Regions from separate parts of the Homo sapiens genome. Here all the other regions are linked to region 3. Evidence: chromatin contacts called from ENCODE Hi-C or POLR2A ChIA-PET data. All regions are on one chromosome and are shown on one strand. Each heading gives the region's core, a stretch centred on a gene start or an enhancer-like site at or near the end of the contact. The rest is flanking DNA. Distances are from core to core; before and after follow the strand shown. Region 1 holds the start of INHBB (inhibin subunit beta B). Region 2 overlaps EPB41L5 (erythrocyte membrane protein band 4.1 like 5). Region 3 has its middle 66 kb from the start of GLI2.

What was found. Hi-C counts contacts between places; a loop is a spot of excess contacts on that map. ChIA-PET counts read pairs that join two places held with the same protein, here RNA polymerase II (POLR2A). Pooled maps may share reads with other maps.
Region 1: a loop to region 3 is called in a map of breast epithelium, with 6 times the contacts of the local background. The contact joins the promoter of INHBB here to the enhancer-like site in region 3. A Hi-C loop is called at or near these places in 71 of 168 maps with a recorded cell type or tissue (CD14-positive monocyte, CD4-positive, alpha-beta memory T cell, Caco-2 and 46 more), 18 of 37 single-sample maps with no recorded cell type and 31 of 50 pooled maps. POLR2A ChIA-PET finds 5 or more read pairs at or near these places in 1 of 52 experiments (BJ).
Region 2: a map of psoas muscle shows a loop between it and region 3 (2.6-fold over the local background). The contact joins two enhancer-like sites. A Hi-C loop is called at or near these places in 5 of 168 maps with a recorded cell type or tissue (PC-9, heart left ventricle, mammary epithelial cell and 2 more), 10 of 37 single-sample maps with no recorded cell type and 21 of 50 pooled maps.

Annotation. Positions count from the first base shown.
Region 1 is chr2:120,343,767-120,348,232 of GRCh38, forward strand. INHBB (inhibin subunit beta B) reads left to right here and starts at 2,370. Exons shown (of 2, transcript NM_002193.4): 1 at 2,370-2,870. The coding sequence starts at 2,423. It overlaps LOC105373989 (putative cuticle collagen 91), which reads left to right. Exons shown (of 3, transcript XM_047446882.1): 2 at 156-261; 3 at 1,121-2,227. The coding sequence ends at 2,148. RefSeq lists a cis regulatory region at 1-12.
Region 2 is chr2:120,176,640-120,181,226 of GRCh38, forward strand. EPB41L5 (erythrocyte membrane protein band 4.1 like 5) reads left to right here. Exons shown (of 25, transcript NM_020909.4): 25 at 1-2,480. Among named protein-coding and RNA genes, the nearest start is that of TMEM185B, 44 kb to the right of the region's middle. RefSeq lists an enhancer at 495-594. Within about 2 kb of position 1,377, at least 2 of the 41 ENCODE cell types and tissues checked have a DNase peak (open chromatin) inside an H3K27ac peak, as active enhancers do.
Region 3 is chr2:120,667,717-120,672,430 of GRCh38, forward strand. No RefSeq gene overlaps it. Among named protein-coding and RNA genes, the nearest start is that of GLI2, 66 kb to the right of the region's middle. RefSeq lists enhancers at 1,279-2,478, 1,629-2,130 and a silencer at 1,897-2,191. Within about 2 kb of position 2,100, at least 8 of the 41 ENCODE cell types and tissues checked have a DNase peak (open chromatin) inside an H3K27ac peak, as active enhancers do; they include PC-3, PC-9, breast epithelium and 1 more, where a contact is called at or near this core.

The sequences.
Region 1 (4,466 bases), core at 1,120-3,619, 320 kb before region 3:
CGTGTCCTGTGGGCATTGTCATGCGGCCCCAGACCCGGGTGGGGGCGTGAAGAAGGACAGAGGAGCGCATTGCACTTGGGGCCCCGGACGGGTCTGAAAGTCAAGTTTCCACTGACAGTGTTCCTTGTCCGGTGGCCTGAGAACGGTGACCCTAGAACCATCCTTTATCGGGTTGTGTGAAGAGCCTGGCCCAGTTGCCTCGCTGGGCCTCCCACCCAGCCCCTGTGATACAGGTGTTACTGTCCCTTCACAGAAGAAGAGGTAGGCGATAGGAAAGGTGAGGACTCTATCCAAGGTCACTCCTGCAAAGCTGGCAGTGGCTGAGCCCGAGTGGAACCCGGGTCTGAGTGAAGCCAAAGTTTGTCTGCTGGCGAAAGTGGGAATTCCCTGGGGGTGGGGGTGGGGGTGGGGTACTGTAGACCCTGCCAGCCCCTCAAGCCCTGAGGCTCAGTGGCCTCCGGGCCGCGCGCCTGGGATCCCGCACAATCGGGGCGTTCCTCCTGGCCCAGCAGACGCAGCCGCTGGCCAGGCCTCCAGTGGCTACTGCCTTCCCGCCCTCCAGCTCGCAGGGTCCACGCCTCGGCCAGTGCGACGGCGGCCCGGGGAGCTGGGTGAGGGCACTGCAGCCCCAGAGCGGCAGCCGCCGGCGGAGCCTGCCTCTGGCATCCCAGGCCGCGCCGCACCCCGCTCGCCTCGCCAGGCTCGGCCGCGAGGGAGCGCCCCGGGAGGGCCGGGGGCGGCCACGGCGGCGGGAGTCGCCTCTGCTGGTTGGGGAGGGCGGCAGCTGGGACAGAGGCAGGGCCTGCGCGGCGGCGGGGAGGCGGGAGTGGGCCGGGAGGAGCGCCTGGGTCCAGCGCCTGGAACCCGTCGGTGCCGCCGGCCGCCCAGCTGGGCAAGGGTCCGGGGCGCCCACGTGGTGGGAAAGTTTCGAGGTAGCAAAAGTAGCCCGGCATTGCGGGGGGTGGGAGGGGAGAGGAGGGGAGGGGAGAGGGCCGGCTCGCCCCTCCTTCTCGGGAAGGCAGAAAGGAAAAAAGCGGTGGGAAGCAGGGGTGAGCGCGGGGAGCGGGCAGCCCCAACCTGAACAGATTCCGCTTTCTCCTCCTCCCCCCACCCCGGGAAGCTCGAGCGGGGAGGTACGGACCGTCTCCTCTCGCACGGGCAGGACGACACCCTCCCTCCCCCCCTTTTTTCTGCCAACGTCTATCTCAACGCGCGCGCACATACGGAGATTGTGCGGCTTTTTTCCCCCTTGGGAGAAAAAACGGGGAGAGTAAAAGAAGAGAGACCAAAGAGAAGAACTCCTCCTCGGCGAGCTCCGCACTCCGTGCCGCGGCCCGGCGCGGGGACGCCGCCGCCGCCCGCCCGCTCTCTCCCGGCCCTGCGGCGGGTGCCAGTACGAGCGCGAGCGAGGGCACTGCACCCGGGGACGCTGCGAGACTTTTCGGCGCTCGAGCCGACCTCGCCGCCGCCGCGGCAGGCAGAAGAGACAGGAGCGAGAAGGGCCCTGCCTCCCCCTCGCCTTCCTCGCCCGGCGCCCCGCGCCCGGCCGGGCCGCGCAGGCAGGCGGAGGGAAGGAGGGAGGCTGCGAGGAGGCGGGCGGAGCAGAGGCCCCGGCGAAGCGCGCTGCGGCCGCCCGCCCGTGGATGCGGCGCCCAGGGATCCTGGAGACAACTTTGCCGTGTGACGCGCCGGGAGGACTGCAGGGCCCGCGGCCGAGGGCTCGGCGCCGCCTGTGAGCGGGCCCGCGCGGCCGGCTCTCCCGGGCACCAAGCTTGCTCCGCGCCACTGCCCGCCGGCCCGCGGCGAGGACGACCTGCCCGTCTCCGCCGCCGGCGGCCCTTCCTGGCGCGAGGCAGTGAGGGCGAGGCGCTCAGGTGCGAGCGCGGGGCCCCGCCGCAGCGCCCGCCGCAGCGCCGCGCCAAGCCGCGCCCGGCTCCGCTCCGGGGGGCTCCAGCGCCTTCGCTTCCGTCTCAGCCAAGTTGCGTGGACCCGCTCTTTCGCCACCTTCCCCAGCCGCCGGCCGAACCGCCGCTCCCACTGACGCTGCTTTCGCTTCACCCGAACCGGGGCTGCGGGGCCCCCGACGCGGAAAGGATGGGGAGAAGGCTGCAGATGCCGAGGCGCCCCGAGACGCCCGTGCGGCAGTGACCCGCGACCTCCGCCCCGCCCGGCGCGCCCCTCGGGCCCCCGGGGCCCTCGGCGCCCCTTCCCTGCCGCGCGGGAACCCCCGAGGCCCGGCCGGCCCCCTCCCCCTGCGAGCCGGCGGCAGCCCTCCCGGCGGGCGGGCGGGCGGAGGCCCGGGCGGGCGCGGGCGCGGGCGGGGGCGGGGCGGGGCGGCGCGCCCGGAGCCCGGAGCCCGGCCCTGCGCTCGGCTCGACTCGGCTCGCCTCGCGGCGGGCGCCCTCGTCGCCAGCGGCGCACCATGGACGGGCTGCCCGGTCGGGCGCTGGGGGCCGCCTGCCTTCTGCTGCTGGCGGCCGGCTGGCTGGGGCCTGAGGCCTGGGGCTCACCCACGCCCCCGCCGACGCCTGCCGCGCCGCCGCCACCCCCGCCACCCGGATCCCCGGGTGGCTCGCAGGACACCTGTACGTCGTGCGGCGGCTTCCGGCGGCCAGAGGAGCTCGGCCGAGTGGACGGCGACTTCCTGGAGGCGGTGAAGCGGCACATCTTGAGCCGCCTGCAGATGCGGGGCCGGCCCAACATCACGCACGCCGTGCCTAAGGCCGCCATGGTCACGGCCCTGCGCAAGCTGCACGCGGGCAAGGTGCGCGAGGACGGCCGCGTGGAGATCCCGCACCTCGACGGCCACGCCAGCCCGGGCGCCGACGGCCAGGAGCGCGTTTCCGAAATCATCAGCTTCGCCGAGACAGGTGGGTCCGGCCCTCCGGCTGTCTGCCGCGGTCCCCGCTCGCTCCCGCTCTCCCTCTCCTTGCTAGCTCCGGCTGCCACCGCCGCCACCGCAGCCCGCGCGCCCTGGGGCAGCCTGGACTCCCGGCAGAGCTCCTTCGGCCGTGGCCCTGCGCGCTCCGCCCGGGTTGCAGTCCTCTTCCCCCAGGCCGCAGACCCTTGCCTGCTGCCTCAACCCCCCGCCGCCGATCGCCTGGCCCTCCACCCCTGCTCTCCGGAATCGGGCCCCAGCGCCTCTGGGCGCGCGTCCCCCTCCCGGCAGATGCGCGCGGCCCTGGCTCTGCGGGCACTTGCTTGGTGATTGCTTAATGTTTTTGTTTCCCACGATCGGAGTGTAGGCTTAGCAGTGTGGATGGAGATGTGTGTGCTTGTTGATATACGTGGGCCGGAGGAGAGAGAGAGTGTGTGTGTATCTGTGTGTGTGTCTGTGTGTGTGTGTGCCTGCGTGAGAGGCCCCTGGGGCCGCTTCCATCACCGGCGGCGTGGGCTTGCCAGGATTGCTGAAGCCTCGCTGGGGAGAGCTAGGCAACCTCTCTTCCGATTGTGTGGGCACCGGAATCGGGCGGAAGGCAGGCTTCTCAACAGGTCCATCATTTACACAGAGAAAGCCGCGGTTCGGGGACAGCCCCGTGCCTCTCGGCTTGCCTGGCAGCTGCAGCAGACCCCTCGCCCGAGAGGCAGAGTCGTAGTTAACAAAGGGTATGGCTCCTTTCTGGAATCCGCCCCCCCCCCCGGCCCCAGATTGCAAATCTCTAACACTGTCTAAATATAAAAATCAGGGAGAGAAAAATCTTTCGGAACTTTAAAAGAAGGAGAAAAATGTGCCCGCGCCAAAATGCTGCAAGTGCTTTCGACTCCGCTGTCCTTTTCAGGACTTGAATGAGCCAGGCTGGCTTTTGTGCCTGGAGCTCGGCCCCATTTGTGCCGAGGGGACTGCGGAGAAGGTCGCAGAGGGGGAAGCCCCGGTGCAGTTAGGGCGGGGGCAAGCGGGGAGCCTCGGTGGGGGGAGCGGTTGTGCCCCTGGCTGCAAATGCCCCCCACCCCACCAGGCAGCAGGCAGCCCGGGGATGAAAAGGGATGAAAAGTTTTGCATGGCCGGGTGTGGAGAAAAGCAGAGACAATCGGGGCTGGTTTGTGCTTAGAAAGAAATGCATTGCCGTTTTAGCTGTCCACTAAAGTGAGTCAGGGAAAGCTCGCCATGCAATTAGAGGGCTCGGATTAAAAGGTGCTTTGGGGCCCAGAGTTAGAAATGTGATTCTGGAAGGTCGAGGAGGCCTTTTGGTCCCGGTGGCACAAAATGACAGCGGGGGCTGTTATATTTCTGGTCCGTTTCACGGAGCCAGCTCTTTGACTTATAAATAACAGATTCAGGTCACAGGCAGCTCGTCCAAGACCAGCTTTTAAGGCTGCAGTTTCCCCCATTTCAAAGTCAGATGTCAGTGTTATTAGAGGAGCCAGGCGAGGCCTGAGGTAGGGGCTTGGGAGGGGCATGGTGGGAGGTTTGATAAAACCAGCCCTGACCACAGAGTTTCATTATTTGTTCTTCCTGAAAAAAAAAA
Region 2 (4,587 bases), core at 127-2,626, 490 kb before region 3:
ATTATAGGACATATTTTCTCAAAGCTGAAGGTGACACCTAGAACCAGGGGCTTGACCCAGGACATGATGGAATGAGCATCAAATTTTCAGTGTCTTGGCAACCGTAGATGTCCTACAGGGTTACCGTTGTGCTGCTCACCACAGAGCAGCTGAGGCATTATGCCTTGGAAGACCTAAATCTCCCATCCAGTTCAGGAGGTGACAACATCCTTATTTTAAACTTCCTAAAATTAGGAATTAGGTAGTTGGACATAGTCTGTGACCTTTATGTCGTTGGATACCTGTATTCTTGACAGTTAGAATATTGGTAGGGACTTTGTTAAAATTCACTTGAATTTCAAGCTCAGAGGAAACTTTGTCTCATGCCCTGACATGAAGTGGCAAACACGGAAGTTCATACTTGAATGCTGAATTGGCCCCGACAGATTAAATGCGTGTTGGGGATTGGTTTCCTGTCATAGCTGCTGCTGCTGCCATGCGCAGAGCTGCTGTAACAGCTCTTCCTGTTCTGCTCCCCTGAGAACAGTGTGGTGGGGAGAGGCAGGGCTGAGGTGGTCTACGAATGTGGCAGGTAGGGAAGGGGAGATGTCTGTCTCTTGAGAAGAGAGAGGCATGTGTGCCGGCATCCTTGATGGGTTCAAAGAGAAAGGTTGGAGATGATAGTGGGTGAGAAGCAGGCTGGTGAGACTGGGCTGAGGTTGGAGAAGGGGCAGCCGGGGGCACTGCTGAGGGTTTGCCGTGCACGCCTCGGACGGAGCACGGTGGGGTGGCGGGGAGCAGATAGTGCTGCCTCCCTGCGGGCAGACAGGAGAGGAACCTCAACTCAGTCCATTTCATAGCCCTGATAGGGGAAGTGGGAGTTGACAGGATGGTTTAAAATAAGACGTGAAGGTTTCAGTTACCTGCTCTAGACTTTGCCTGAGAACTTGTAAATTAATCAGTGAGACCTAATTTGTGACATGTCAGTAGCATCATCTTTTGACACACAGGAGGTCATGGTCATTTCATTCCTACTCTTCAGGAGACACTGCTGAACAGAGGAATGATTCTGTTCCTTGTGTGCTTACTTCCTTAACATTTATACATTGTTTTAAGAAAAAACTTTTAAAAATATTTCTTATAGTCTCCTAACATTTGTCTCTAGCCTTTGCCTTTGTACAATCACAGATATCCTATGGAGATTTAAGGATGAAAGCCCTGAGTTGTTCTTGGGTTCTTGGATCTGGACTACTTGTTATCTTATGCTTCTCACTTCTGGCTAAAACTTGCACCTCTTCTTCTCTTAGCTAAGCCCCAAAATGAAGATTTCCTTCAGAAGTCTTGTTAGCAGAATTATTTATCAGTCACAGAGAGAAAAATCTGCTATTTTTCTAAGTAAGAGTCTCGAGAAGCAGAGTTTTTGTCTTGTCATTGAGAGGAGTCAGCAGTCTTGTTCTGTAAAGGACCAGAGATGGTAAATACTGTCCCACTCAGCTCTGCTGGCGCAGTACAGCAGCAGCAGCCCCAGCACAGCTGTGTTCCTGCGGAGTCCCCTTTACAAAGCCGCTGACCCCTGATGTGAAACTTTGTAGAGCAGCAGAGTGGCTGCGTGAAACGGGAGGCTGGCAGGTCCTCAGATAGGTTCTGCAGTGTTACCTGTCACTTGGAGGCAGCCAACACTTCTGGACATTGCATCCTTATTCACACATGTGGCAGCTGAACGAGGTGCTGTTGTGGGTGTCTCAGCTCTGAGGGTCTTTGTGAGCTCCCACTGTTGTGGGTGTCTCAGCTCTGAGGGTCTTTGTGAGCTCCCACTGTTGTGGGTGTCTCAGCTCTGAGGGTCTTTGTGAGTTCCCACCAACTTTTAATTATTCATGCCCTTGACCATGTGGTTGCTTGGAGACCTGGGGTCTTCTGCAGACTGAAGAAGACACATTTCTAGATTATTTGTCCTTTTTATCCTCTCAAAAATTTAAACACTGTACCTCTTCAGTGGTCAGAAGAAAGTTGGAAACTTTTCCTACATATTAGGCGTTAGTATGAGGACATTTGTTTGAATTATAGAAATTTGCCCTGAGCTGAACTGGGTTGTGTTAACACATTGGTAGAGCTATGATTCCTTCCCAGTTCTAAGAGATACGATCTGTAAGTCCCTATGTCACCACATTGCTTGAGATGATCATTCAGTTACTTGTCAGGATTTCTCCTCTTCAGAGAGATTTTTTTTTATAGCACAGATTCCTTTGCCCCTTTTATCTCCTTATCTGGATATGATAAGTGGTTATGAGGGTCTCACTAACTATTTTGTGTTTACCTTTTATATGTGTAAAACTTTGCAGTAGCATTTAAAGTGTAATTTATTTTTCTATCAAGTGCACTATTCATTTAGTGTGTTCCAGTTTTATATGACTTGTATTAGAAACACTGCACTGAGTTGTTTGTACACTGAAATGAGAACTCTAGATGTAACTCTATTCAAATAAACCTTCGTGAGACATTCATGTTTTTGTGCACTGTTTCTGTTTCTTGGAACTGTGATTCCTACATGCTGACCTCAACAGAGTTAGACCAGATCCACTGTTGGTACAAACCTGAGGAAGTGAGCAGAAGCAGCCGCACTGTTTTTAGGTTGATTTCCATGTTTTTGTGGTGTAAATTTGGGAGTAGGGGCATTTTCAAAGGTTGAAAACCTCATTGGTCATCCCCAGCATATCCTGGAAGGCACGGTGGTCATTCCAAGGACAGCATGGTGCAGTATCACCACAGCTTTGGACATCGGATCTGGGCTCTACTGCTTAATACCTCAGGTTTTTTGTCTGAAATGGCACATGAAGTGTGTGTCACAGCGTGTGGTAGAGTATGCAGGTGTTGACTTCTCCTTCTCTTGGCGCCCACCAGTCCCCAGCCTTCTCTGGGTTTGCACTGCACCATCCAGCGAGGAACAGTGCCACCTGGGTTGGTTTCAGGACTTCTGCTGGGCAGAGTCATACTGCACCATATGGGTGTTGGCAAAGCTGAGAAAAGTTGGAAGTCTTCTCTTTCCCTCTCCCCTCTGTTTTCTGCCTGGGAGAGAGGCCCAGTTGGGCCCTGGAAACTAAGGAGCTTTTCTCTGCTTTTTGGAGATGTATGGAGAGGGGCTGGAACCCAGATGCAATCACCTGTACCAGGAGCTCTTCTAAGAGGAAGTTTTTGGCAATAAGTAATGAAAGCCACCAATAAGTAGCGAAAACAACTCACTGGAGAGATAAGGACTGACAGGAAGATGGAGGATGGGCAGCAGTGGAGGTGGAGGGAGTGTGGATGGTGTCTCCACAGGTGCTGCCTTTAGAGGGCACCCTGGCCAGGCTGTGGTTCCCCAGAAGGAAGGGGAATGGATACTGGGCTACCAAAATAACCAAAAAATAAACCCATTGTGTCACCCAGAATGGGCTTTTGTGGCCAGCACCAGGCCTGGAGGGGCTAAGAGGGTACAGATCTCAGGTCACTAAGGTTATTGTCAGGCCCAAGAAAAAGAACTCACCATTAGTTTGGTGGCAGGGTGGTGAGTCAGAGTGATCTGTCTCTGGCCCCATCCTTGTCCCAGCAGATGTTCAGCCCACTGTGCTTAGATTCCCAGGCTCGTCCTGAGGAGAGACCAGCGGGGTGGCAGAGCAGCCCCTCCCCCACAGCAGGGAACCCTCTGCAGCCCAGGCTGGCGTATCCTTCACACTTGAAGTGCACCAGTCAAGGATAACAGTCAGCACATGCTCTCAAGCTAGCAAATCATGATGTTAGGGCAGGAATTGATTTTCAAGATTACCAGTCCCAGCCCCTCAGTATGTAGATAAGGTCAAGAGAGGGACAGGAACTTGCCCTAGGTCACATGGCTAGGGATGGAAATTCAAGTCTGTGCATCCAGGACATCTTCCCTCAGCACTGCTTGTCTTGGCTCCCTAAACTAGACTTGCAGCAAATAGTAGTCTGAATCTGCTATGTCCCCAAGGCCCTTCCAACCTGCATCCAGAATTTCCACAGGGGAAGTCAATCTATTCAAATCCTCATGGCTCCAAGCAGTACCTCCCCAAAGGAGAAGAAAACCATAACATGGATCTGGAGGGAGCTTCTGCCATCCTTCAGGGTTCCCGAGGGCCTGAAATAGCCCTTCCTCTTGCCTGGGTTGTAGCCGATACCCTTTACCTTGGAATGATCTTTCCGTTTACCTTGTGCTGTCCCCTTAAGAGCTCTGAGTACCATTTAGGTGGTGAATTCATAGGTATTCACGGGAAAGCTGCACCATCTCCCTGGAAACTCTCACTTGGTTTGCTGCTGATTCTTAATCTTGTTCCAGGTTAGGAACTCTTGCAAATACGGAAGCATGGCAGCTTTGCATGCAATTTCATGTGCTTGGCCATGCATGGTGGCTCACACCTGTAATCCCAGCACTTTGGAGAAGCCAAGGTGGGTGGATTTTTTGAGCCCAGGAGTTTGAGACCAGTCTGGGCAACATGGTGAAACCCTGTCTCTACAAAAAAATACAAAAATTAGCCAGGCATGCTGGTGAGCACCTATAGTCCCAGCTATTCAGGAGGCTGGGAGGATCGCTTGAGTCCAGGAGGTTGGGGCTGCAGT
Region 3 (4,714 bases), core at 850-3,349:
GCCCCCCTCGGCCTCCCAAAGTGCTGGGATTACAGGCATGAGCCACCGCACCGGGCTGAGAATCTTCTTTCTAATAGTTCCTTTAAACATCCTGAGATCAACTCTGTTTAGTGTAGTTTAGATCACATGCCCATCTCTGCACCAATGACTGTAGTCATGGGAATGAGATATGCTAGTTGGCCTTACCTGTGGTGGAGCCCCATCAGTCTGCTTGGTATGGAGGAGTGGGATCACCAAATGGGCCATTGGAAGAGGAAAGAACAACAGATGCTAGGGAAGTTTTATTTGATTCATGAGGTCCCCCCCTACACCCTGTCCCCTTACATACCTGCCTGCACATACACCAAGATGACTGCTCCCCAACAGCTCCATCGATGAGCAAACCTGGCCCAGAAAGTTCCTTTCCTAGAGGTTCCCACTACAGCCCTGGGGCTAATTCTTTCTGACTAGATTTCCTTAAACTCAACATGGTCACTCTCCCTGGCCATGCCTGAGTCATGTTGCTTCTTTGGAGCCAGGGGGCAGGGTCAATCTTATAGAGCCACGCAGTCTGAGAGTTGAGGAGGGATAGTCCCTAAGGAAGAAGAAGTGCTTACACCAGATGAGGGAGATGGATACTGTCAAGCAGAAAAACTTGCTGTCCTTTTCAAAAGGGAACCCACCTCTTCCTGAAAGCCTGTCTCTTCCTATTGGGCAGCCCAGCCTGCCAAGCCTTGATCAGCCTCCTTGTGCCTCCCATTCAGAATCTCTCCATGCCATGGACATTTCATGGTCTCTCTGGTATCTCCTATCACAGATTTATTTGGAAACCTTTCTCTGATTTCCAGCGTGTACCATTTTCTAGAGTAGTGAGCTCCAAAATGGGTCATGCACTCTCTAAAATAGTGCTTTGTTATTTACTGGCCATAATTAGTTCTCATCAGTACCTCTTTGGGAATCCCTGGTCTAGAAATGATGGATTCCATATTTCTCTGATAAAATGACTTCCTAATTCTTGACCTCAGGCATGCCCCTCCTTTCCAGAGAGAAGCCCATCATTTGAGTCTGTTCTCAAGACACAGACCATCCTCCCATGACTACCTACCCTTGGCCAGTCCCTGCTGTAGCCCGACTTCTCACTGTGTTGTCACACAGACCCTGTCACTTAGAAGCTGTGGGACTTTTAGTGAGTTACTGAGATTCTCTGAGACTCAGTTTCTTCACCTGCAAGATCAAGATAATAATGTTCATCTCCCAAGATCAGGAGGAGGAACTACTAATGGAACCATGGAAAGGAACCTCAGGCATGGCACCTGGTTCAGAGGTAGTCCTCCAAATGTGCACCCTCCCTTCCCTCCTCTTGCTCGCAGCTCCTAGCTCAAGGTACTCTTGGTCACTCTTCCTTGGCCTCTGGCCTGCCTTTGACAGCTGGTAACTGACCAGTCCTTAGGCTCTGGTCCTCAGCAGCCACATGCCTTTGCCGTGATATAACTTTTCATCTGAGCCTTGATTCCTGACACATGGCACCTGCTGCCCCCACCCTGAGATCCACCATCGGCCCCTCCCCTCCTGTGATTCCTGCCACAAACTCCAGGCATGGGTGTGGCCCTATTGGAATGTGCTGGGGGAGAAGCAGGAGGCGGGGACAGGTGACACAGAGGAGGTGATGAAGGTCACACCAAGAGAGGTCCCTGGTGGTTCTTTTTACCTTGAGAGAACATCTGTGGCTTCCATGTTGTCACAAAACAAACAGAAGTGAGTCTGAAGTTTCCCAATCCCCGTAGCTGGTTTCATGGCTCTTTGACAGTCCTTTCATGTCCCTGACAGTGGTGAGCTTTTTCCCCTGGGAAGTTAGGGGGCCTCTGTTGCACCCCCGCGGCCCACCTCGCCCTGGTGACGTTATCCTGGCACTCCCAGGCTGATGACACTTAGCTGTCACCTTTCATGCATGAGCAGCTGTTGCCGCCTGTGTTTCCAGGTGGCCGAGCCCAGTCCCTGTGCCTCCCCTTCCTGCCACATGGGGGACCCTCCGACGGGCTGACTCACCCGGTTCTGCTGCCCACGGAGGGCTTCCCGCTCTGCCTTTCTTGGGCAACCTTCCCAGTTTTCGACGAATGCCTTCCGCTCACAACAGCCCTTTCCTGGGGCGTGTAGGGAACCGGGAGTGGGGTGAGGGCGGGTTCACCCTTCTGCTCAGGTTTGAGTGGCAGCCTGCAGGCGCCCAGGTCTGCGCAGAGATCTCAGACTGTCCATCAGTTCCAGGGCTATTTATGTTTCTGACATTCATTTCTTCCTGCTCCCTTCACCTCCCCCCTCCCACATCTCCTCTTTGACAAAGCTGTGATCAGCCCCACAGCAGAGGCCGTGTGTTTCTTGACCTGGCTTTCCCGTGCTGGGAGCTGGGCTTGCATCGAACCCCTCCTGCTCCCTCAGCGGCTGCGGCCCTTCCCGTCCTCCTGCTCACAGAGCGCACGAGAACCAGGGAAAGCTGTGTGGCTAGAAAGAGCCCCCTCTCACAGCTGCAGACTGCAGAGTTGTCAAGCCTCAGGCAGCTCCGCCCTTCCTTGAGCCTCAGTTTCCTCATCTGGAGAGTGAAGACAACCATCCGCATCCTGCAGCACGGCAGTGACAGTTCTGTGAGAAAAGGTGCCCAGAGTGACGTCTAGCTGCACACCGTTATTACACTACAGGATAAAACGGCTGCCATTACCACATGCTCACCATGTCCCGGGCCACGGGGCACAGATCGACTCATTCAATCCTCACTGCAAGCCATGAGGAAGATCTCACAAGAGGCCCAGGCAACAATGAGGAAATTGATGCGCCGAGAGATCAAGTGACTTTCACAAGGTCACACAGCTGGTCAGCGGCAGAGCTGGCTGTCATCCCGGCATGTGTCCCTCCTCCCTCCAGGAAGAAGCCACCCCAATCCTCCAAGGATGTTCCTTTTCCATCTTGAGGGTATCTGGCCTCCAGAGACTCCTCACTACCTCGGGGCCATTGCTTGGTTTCCCTGGCCCCCATCACCCCAGCCTCCAGCTCCGACGGTCACACTGACTCCGGGAGTTTGTCCAGGGTGAGCACTACTCCTCATACCGCTCTGAGTGCCTCTTCCATGGGGAGGCCAGTGGCTCAGGTCTTCTGCCCTCTGTTGATCAGGAGGCTGAGTTTTTCAGAAGGTCTCCCAGTCAGGTCTGGGACAGGAGCCAAACAGTGGCTCTCGGCCCTCTCCTTCCCCAGACAGGGCTCTGGAATTGGGCGCCACCCCAGCAGCCAGCGAGGGGCTGCCATGCCTGTCCCTGGGCTGGCCCTGAGCCTACAGGTGCTCTCTGGGGGCAGGGGGAGGAGGGCAGGGCCTCGAGAGCCGCAGGCAGAGCCTGGGAAGAAGGTGTCTGTTGTTTCCTTCTTCATCTCTGGGAACAATTCGCCTTTTGAGCTTCTTGGCTGAGCGAGTTGAGAGATTCTTTCTCCAAGGCTTCTTGACAGATTGATTTATCTGTTTCAGTAACTTGGACTTCCTGAGAAAGGGTGGCTTCATGCCAGGGCAGGCGTGGGCACCAACCTGGGGGACGAATGTGGGGCCTCCTCCGAGGATGGCCTTGGACCTCAGGCTGAGGTGTGGACCCCAGGTCCCTGTCCCCTGGCTGGAGACCGAGCGGGTGAGAAGGATTGCCAGCAGGAGCTGCAGATACCCACAGCCAGGCAGTCATTCACCCCATCCTCCCGGCCCCGCTGCTCCCCAAGCGGCTCTTCCTGGACCCATCTTGTGGCTGGGAAAGTTGAGTCACTGAGAAGCGACTGCCCTACCGCAGTAGGCAAGAAGCTGAGATCAGACTTGAACTCAGGGTTCTGAGGCCTCCACATCTATCCTCACCTACCTAAAGAAAGAAGTTTGACCCTCAAACCCCAAGTTGCTAGAGGGCCTGGGCTGAGAAGGCCACAGCTAGCAACTCTCCCCGGGCTCCTCCTGCTTCCCAGAAGGAAGGCCTGCTTCCTGCCTCTGCTGTCTGCCTGCAATGCCTCACAGCCCATGGCTCGCCTCTGTTGCAGCACACTCGCCTGCCTTCCCATCATTCTGCCCACTCCTCCAGGCAGGGCGCCCAGGGCTTGGCACTGAGTAGGGGGCTCAGTTGAGAAGGGAAGGGAGGGAGGAAAGAAGGAAGTGAGGCAGGGAGAGAGGGAGGTGAGGGGAGGGTCCTCACACCCTGTGGGTGATGCCCCAGGGGCCCTAGGGCCATTATGAAGCCCCTAAGGCAAGCTGTGCTTTAAGAATTCAAGAGTCTGGGCTGGGCGCGGTGGTTCACGCCTGTAATCCCAGCACTTTGGGAGGTTGAGGCAGGCGGATCACCTGAGGTCGGGAGTTCAAGACCAGCCTGACCAACATGGAGAAACAGCGTCTCTACTAAAAAATACAAAATTAGCCAGGCGTGGTGGCGCATGCCTGTAATCCCAGCTATTCGGGAGGCTGAGGCGGGAGAATCGCTTGAACCCAGGAGGCAGAGGTTGCAGTGAGCTGAGATCGTGCCATTGTACTCCAGCCTGGGGAACAAGAGCGAAACTCTGTCTTAAAAAATAATTTAAAAATAATAAAAAAAATAAAAAGAATTCAAGTGGCTGGATCACAGCTCACTGCAAGCTTGAATTCCTGGGCTCAAGCGATTCTCCCCCCTCCACACACACACACACCTCCATCCCCCTACCCTCCCACACCCTGCTCTGCTGCACTGCACTACCT